Regions from separate parts of the Mus musculus genome. Here regions 1 and 3 are each linked to region 2. A link is a loop called in an ENCODE intact Hi-C map of the cell type or tissue named here. Cell type or tissue: heart. All regions are shown on one strand.

The links. Peaks named below come from ENCODE experiments on the same cell type or tissue, not always from the same donor. Only the 100,000 strongest peaks of a DNase experiment are listed, where the experiment ranks them.
Region 1: it touches region 2 in a loop (9-fold over the local background); 17 of 42 quality-filtered maps call a loop at or near these places.
Region 3: a loop joins it to region 2, with 9 times the contacts of the local background. A loop is called at or near these places in 17 of 42 quality-filtered maps.

The regions. Positions count from the first base shown.
Region 1 is chr10:56,338,187-56,340,686 of GRCm38, reverse strand. No RefSeq gene overlaps it. Among named protein-coding and RNA genes, the nearest start is that of Gja1, 38 kb to the left of the region's middle. In heart, a CTCF peak has its summit at 1,374 (motif pointing right); no DNase peak of the experiment used is centred here.
Region 2 is chr10:56,105,584-56,108,083 of GRCm38, reverse strand. The region is part of intron 22 of Tbc1d32 (TBC1 domain family, member 32); the gene reads left to right. Msl3l2 (MSL3 like 2) reads right to left here and starts at 1,167. Exons shown (of 2, transcript NM_001163833.1): 1 at 1,055-1,167. In heart, a CTCF peak has its summit at 1,253; a DNase peak (open chromatin) is centred at 1,253; H3K4me3 peaks cover 1,085 bases; H3K27ac peaks cover 1,081 bases.
Region 3 is chr10:56,227,148-56,229,647 of GRCm38, reverse strand. It overlaps Tbc1d32 (TBC1 domain family, member 32), which reads left to right and starts at 959. Exons shown (of 33, transcript NM_001033385.3): 1 at 959-1,170. The coding sequence starts at 1,016. In heart, a CTCF peak has its summit at 1,002; a DNase peak (open chromatin) is centred at 837; H3K4me3 peaks cover 1,677 bases; H3K27ac peaks cover 1,545 bases.

The sequences.
Region 1 (2,500 bases), 230 kb before region 2:
GCTTGGGTATGTTATCAATGCTGAATTATTAATACTTATAGAAAATTTTCAATTCATCTGCTGGCTTAGTTAGAGGTAGAGGAAATGGTATAAAGTCCATTGGACAAACTGATTTTGTGATAAAGTTTTATGGCTGCCACCCTCTGAAACTTCAGCTTGATGAAAGGATGTTATTTCTTTGTCCAAGCTTTAGAGGAGATGATTGTGACCAATCCGTACCCCAGCACTTCTGAACCTTGCCATAGTTCCTCTCCCATACCTGTGGGGTAGGCAGAGAGGGTGTTTGCACGGATGAGGGACCTTTCAAAGAAACGATATGAAAGAACTGATGGGCCTAGAAACTATTGCTTATTGATCTCAACCACTGGTAGATTATTGTGCTTGAGTCTACGTTTTGAACTCTGTCTTAGTCAAGGTTTCTATGGCTGTGAAGAGACACCATGATCACAGCAAGCCTTATAAAGGAAAGCATTAACTTGGGGCTGGATTACAGTTCAGAGGTTTAGTCCATTGTCATCATGTAGGGAAGCATGGCAGCTCACAGACAGAGATGGTGCTGGAGAGTAGCTGAGAAGTCTACGTCCAGATCAGCAGGCTGTAGGGACAGACAATGACACTGAGCCTGGCTTGAGCACTTGAAGCCTCAAAGTCCATCCCCAGTGACACACTTCCACCAACAAGGCCATGCCCACTCTAACAAGGTCTCACCTCATAATATTGCCACTCTCTATGAGCCTGTGCTGGTCATTCCAACGACCATCAACTCCACGTGTAGTTTCTAAGACCCTGAAATCACAGGGTAGAGAACCACAAATATAGGACCTTTACCTAGTGTGGGTCATTCTGGTACAGGGCAGAGCGGTGTGATGAGAGACAGTGGAACAGAACTTTCAGAGGACTAGAGAAAGCATTTTGAAAGTTTTCACAGTAAGGTAATGGTGACCCACTTGTTTGGTGAGATAGCGGTTTAGCTGAGGCTACAGTGACCCAAACACTGTAAAATGTAAACATGCATGGGAATATCACATTATCTCATTAACATGCTTTAATATTTAAGCTCTTATGTGTTATTTTGAATGAACTTAGCTAAAAAATTCAATAACAAAATGACACACTGAAAGGACATGGACGGGTAACCCTCATAATTTGTGAAGTTTTGTTCCTGTTATCTTGAAGGTTATCCTACTGTGTGCTGCTATTGTATAGTTAAGTTTTCCCTCAAGGTGACCACATTCTATTTCCAAAGTTCTATTACATTTCTAATAAAATTTTGTTCTAGGAAACAGAGGAGACAGGGAATGGTTAGCCGGTTGAGTATAGGACTCTATTTTCCTCTACCTGAGGGTAGTAGGGCTGTCTGGCCAGGTGCAGTTCCAGAATGTACCACTAGAGGGAGGGAGCATACCACAGAGCGGAGCTGCGAGCTGCTGTTGAGTTACTTCTGTTATTCAAGCTACTCCTTCCTCCCCCTGTCAACAGAAACTAGGAGCTGAAGGGGTTTGCAACCTTATAGGAACAATATCAACCAACCAGACCCCTCAGAGCTCCCAGGGACTAAACCACCAACCAAAAGAGTACACATGGAGCAACCCATGGCTCCAGCTACATATGTAGCAGAGTATGGCTTTGTCGGGCATCAATGGAGAAAGAAGAGGCCCTTGGTCCTGTGAAGGCTAGATGACCCAGTGTAGCGGAATGCCAGGGCGAGGAGGCAGGAGTGAGTAGGTGGGTGGAGGAACACCCTCATAGAAGCAGGAGGAGGGGGAATGAGATGGGGGTTTCCAGAGGGGAAACATAAATAAAGAAAATATCCAATAAAAGAAAAAAAAAGGGGGGGGGTGAGTGGGAAGAAAGAAGCTATGAGTCTTCTTGCTTGGGAGAGGTTTGCCAGGAAGTGCCTGTGAAGGGAGAAAGGTGGCATACAGTAGTTTTTCCTCAGCACTAGCAGGTTTTAAAATTTTTTATTACATTTTGTATATTTCATTATTTATTATCTATTCATTCATTCATTCCTTTTTGTTGTTGTTGTTATTTGTTTTAGACAAGGTCTCATGTAGCTCAGTCTATTTGTTATGTAGTAGATAACAGTCTTGAACTAAACATACTGCCTACATCCCCCAAATGCTCGGATTACAGGTGTGGGATACCACGCCCAGCTAAGTATTTATTTCTGAAACAACCTACTAACTAATTCAGGGAAAATAGGTAAATAAAAATCAAGCCAGGCAGTGGTGGAGTATACCTTTAATCCCAGCACTTGGTAGTGAGAGCTAATTGGAACTGTGAGTTTGAGGCCAGCCTGGTCTACAGAGCAAGTTCCAGGACAGCCAAGATTACAAAATAACAAACAACCAAAAAACCAAACCAAACCAAAAAAAAACCTCGCCTCGACCAAAAAAAAAAAAAAAAAAAAAAATGATAGTAAACTAAAAGCCAGGCTTCCATTAAAACACGCTCAACTGTGAAGAGAGGGTGACACTTGCGTCTTACTGTGGCGAGA
Region 2 (2,500 bases):
CACAAAGATATAGTATCTTTAATAGTAATGTCTAATATTTACAGTAATTCTTGTCAGGCATCACCAAGTACTTTAGCTTTAGTCTTGTAAGCCTGAGAGAACTAAAATCCTCCAATGAAACACTGTCTCACCTACAGTTTAAGTAAGTAGTTTATCAAAAAGTCTTTAACTGTTGTCCCATAGCTGGTGAATTCCAGTTTTTCCCAAGTTCACTTGTAATCTCTTCCTATATGTAAACATGTAGTCTAAATCACAAAATCAGTAAGTACCTTAGATGAGAAAGGAAGTACAGATGGCAAAAAAATCTAATGATTATTATAGAGTTTATACTTTACAGAGACAAGCATGCCTGGTACAATTATCTATCATTATTATTACTACTACTACTATTATTGGTTAAGATTTGTTTGTTTATTTATTTCATTCACACCAGAAGAGAGAATCAAATTATATTACAGATGGTTGTGAGCCACCATGTGGTTGCTGGGAACTGAACTCCGGACCTCTGGAAGAGCAGCCAGTGCTCTTAACCACTGAGCCATCTCTCCAGCCCAGCTGGAAAATTCTCCCGTCTACTGTGAAGTTTGAACTGGTATCTTTAACTTCCCTACATTATATCTACTTTTGTTTCCTATTCAGTCTCAGCTGCTTATAGGCTTCTGTGTCTAAGGCTGTATTTTGTGGGGTTTGAGCCCCCCACTATGCTGCATTAATCTTGTGTTGGTTTTGGGTGCTAGATGGGTGTTCTCAGGACTTGCTAAGGGGGTTCTCTAGACCCTAGCTTACTCTTGGTGGCATAGTTCCCTATAGCCAACAATTCCCTTATTGTTCAGTGCTATGAGATGTGGAAATGTGGCAAAATACCTCTAACATATGCCTCTAGAATACCTCTCCAGACACTTTGTCCCATGAGACGTATTTAGAGAACCACAGTCTATGTCTGCTTAGCCCAGAGAGGGCATTGACAACTAATTATGGGATGGAAATCCAGAATCCAGTGCTGGTCAGTGGGGTCAGGGAAGCTCAAAAGCAGCTGCATCTCTGAAAAGCTTACCTCATCAAGGTGGGGATTCAGGAAAACTGCAACCGAACTGCTCGCTGTGGGAATCCTAGCCAACCGTGCAATCCTTTCTCACCCCGCAGTTTTCGACTGCTTTTGAAGCCCAGGAGGAGAGGGGGTGGGGACCTTGAGAATCTTGCTAGTTTCAGTTTTCACCGGATTTGTCTGGTTTACTTCCCGACTCTCTAGCGCCCCCTCCCTCCAGGAGAAGATGTTTCAACTTGGAGGAAATGGCTACAGCCCAACGGGTGGCACTGCCTCCAGAGACTAGGGCCCTCCCACATCAAACATCAATCAAGAGAATGCTTGACAGGCTTGTCCTTTGGCTAATCCGCTGAAGACATTTTCACAATTAGGGGTTTCCTCCTCCAAAATGGCTATAGTTGATACTGAGTTGACGCTAGCCAACACAGCAGCAGGAAGGACAGTGGTCTTCGTAGGCCCTGCTTCCAGCCTTTAAGACCCGAGCCCCCCCACCCCCACCCACCCACCCACACACTTTTTCCCACAGCTCCAGGCTTCTAGGCGATCTGCAGTTCCTGACAGGCAGACTTACTGCGATGCTCTCTCAGATGATGCGTCTACATCCCAAGACGTATTTGAGCTATAAACACTTCCCAGAACTATAACACGAGTATCCTGCATCTACTGAGTGCAAACCTGTTTCATTTAAATCCTTCGTGGTGATCTATTTTTACGTTGCTTCATCCCGTTTAAAGGCTGGTAATACCGAGTTTACAGAGTACTTCATATGTATCCTCTCTGCTGTCTGCTCCCTCGCTTCTTGAAGACAGCGGGGGCAAGAGAGAACCTGTCAGAAATAGAAGTGAATCTTCAATTATTCGGGCACGTTACACTCAGCTATCAAAGAAAGTGGCACTTTTGTAAAATAAGGTTAAACTGACCCAAAGAACACAGTAAATTTTATGAACATATGAATTATATGTGCAGCGTAATCTCTAGTTTATGTGAAATTTTCTCTAGCTACAGAAGAAAAAAATGACTAAGTCTGGCTTATAGATGGTATTATGTGCTACACCTGCAGTTACTGATCTTTTGACCATGGATATCTAAAAGAGGGGATTTTAAAGTACACTGTCTACTTATTTGCTTTGTCTGGAAAGATAAGCATTTAGGTATTGATTTTTATAGCTTTATGGGCCTTGACTGATGAGTAGAAATAACGGCCAGGGGCTCAGGAAACAATCATCAGGAGATTTATTTTAGAAGATGGTTGAACAGAGCACTTCTCACTCTACTAGGAATCAGTGTATAATCAATGAGCACACAGGGGGATCTGATTAAATGAAATGGGTCACAGAACAGAACAAAAACCGTCATGAATCCAGAAAGGAACTGGTAGGGATACAGAAGGGTTGATAGAGAAGAGAGGGAGATAAGAAGGAATATTGGAGAGCTAGCTAGTAATTGCTTTATATC
Region 3 (2,500 bases), 120 kb before region 2:
GTTGATCTTAAAAATTATTTTATGTGTATAGTGTTTGCATGCCCGTATGTCTGTGAACCACAGATGAGTAGTGCCACAGAGGTCAGAAGAGGGCATCAGATCTCATGGAACTGGACTTACAGAAGGTTGTGAGTCACCATGTTGGTGCTGGAAATTGAACCTGGGTCCTCAGAAAAAGCAGCCAGTGCTCTTAACTACCAATCCAAACTCCCTAAACAAAACACAGAACTGACTTTTGCTGCCTATATCCTTTTGGATGTTGGGCCATCCTCTGGAGCATGGCCACATCCTTAGAGACCAATGACTCTTTAGATCCCAGAAGGCAGTTATCCATAGCTCTTTTTGCTAGGGATGAGTGTTCAAGGGCTACTTCCAGTCTGTCATGTGGCATTTCCTTAGTAAAATACATAACTACCCTGTAATGAATTGTTAAGTTTCTTTTCTGTTACAGCGTGCTATCCTCATTGGCAGGCAACAGTTGTTACGGTTGCTGTATGAACCTGGTTTTTCCACATTTCAATACCACCCAATCCCCAGTTGATATTTCAGTTTGGCTTCCTTTGCCCTGCTTTTACTAAAGGCCTCTTCTCTTTCGTCCCCTTCCTACTTCCTGCAGATCAAGGTCAGGATCAGTTCCACTCTCCTCCGGGATTAACCCCTCCCCTGGGCGCGTCAGCGAGCTGACGTCAGGCGCAGCCGAGGCGTTTCCCGTTAGGCCCTCCCAGCAGATCCTGAGGTGTTTGTTGTTCCGGTCGGGGGAGGCTTGAGCTCTGCCGGTACCAAGGAACGTCAATCATCCAACGTTAGCCTCAGCAAGTTCTCGGTGGTCTCTAAACCTACAGCCCAGTCTTCCAGCACATCGCCACTCAACCGCGGCCCCGCCCTTGGACTCGCGCTGTGGTTTCCTAGGGAACGACGCTGAGCGTCGGCGGCGATTGGGCTGGGTCGCGCGTGCGCAGTGCGCTTTGTTGGTGGCGACCCCGCGGTGGTTGCGGAGATTTGACTGCTGCAAGGCATGGCCCATTTCTCCAGCGAGGATGAGGTGATGCTGCAGGCGATGCTCCGGCAGCTGTTCCAGAGCGTGAAGGAGAAAATCACCGGAGCTCCCTCCTTGGAGTGCGCAGAGGAGATCCTCTTGCGGCTGGAGGAGACTGACGAAAATTTTCACAAGTAAAATCGAGTTTATAAGTTTTTAAGCAAACAAACCATTGGTCCAGGAAAGCTGAAAATGATTTGGATAGAGATTTATTTGGTATTTTTTTGCTAAAATAGCTGATTGTTGCTTCAGTTTTTTTTCTCTCAATTGTCCCTGTGCTGAATTTATCCTCTTTTTCCAAAGTGATTTTTGTAGAGCCTCATCTGCCTCTGTGTTCTCTTCTGTCACAGCAGCTTAAGAACATCAATTGTAAATTATTCTGTTCTTTAAAGAACAATCTTAACATTTAAGGGAATTCCTTTCACATTATCTAAAAGTAGTGACCCCCACCTCCTACCCCTCCCCGCCCCCAGGTCCTTATTTGTGGTTTTGTTGGTCTGTTACTTTCACTGCCTGTTGTAAGAAGCCACTCAACACTGGAAGGGCCTCCCACACTGAGGCAGGTCTGGGTGCCTGTGTAGGGGTAGGGCGCCTATACAAATGTCCTAGACCTACTGAAAGGGAGCAGGTTGTCCAGCTTTGAGGAGCATGGAGAGAGGAAGTGTTCGGTGCAAACTGAAGGACCTTTTTATAATCAAACTGCTCCTTAAACTTAAAGATCCTTAGGGCTCAACGCGTTTCTTTGGAGTTTGTTCATGTAGTGAATTAGGCCTCTCAGCTTCAAGGTCTTCCTCCAGGCGCACGCACGATTAGTTGTAGCCTTTTACAATCCAGTGTTTGTCTCTCACAGATACTTTTCCTGTGATGTTGCTTTTGACTTGGTCATTCAGGTGCTGGGAATGGAACCCAAGCCTCATGCCTGATAGGAGGCAGTTTCTGTTGCTTTTTATTGACTTTTGGATATCTCGAAGTTCAGTTTCTAGAAATGGGCATTAAGGGACCCTTCAGTCCTTTAATGTTCTCTGTAAAAGGTTATGTTTTACTTGCCGTTTTATGGTGGTGTTCTTTATAATTTGCTCAGATTCTCAAGGGAATTTAAAAAGATGTGCAAAGAGTCACTGTAGGGTTTCTAATTTAATAAGTCAGGATTTTTGAGACCTGCATGCTATGTTGCCCGGCAAGCCCAGGATAACCTGGAAATGACTATTGAACTTAAGTATCCCAAGTGGTGGGAGCATGTATCACCATGGCCCAGCTTGATTTTTTAAATTTATGATTATGCTTATGGTTTCCGTTGTTTTTGCTTATTCCCATATAAAATTGATGCTGATAAGAATGATCGGATGATACTCTTTTATTTAGACATATTTGTGTCAGTTTTGTTGTTGTTTTGTTTTCTTTTGGTTATAGGTTCATTATTTTAAAAGCACAATATAGACAATTTGGCACCTTCTCAAACAAAAG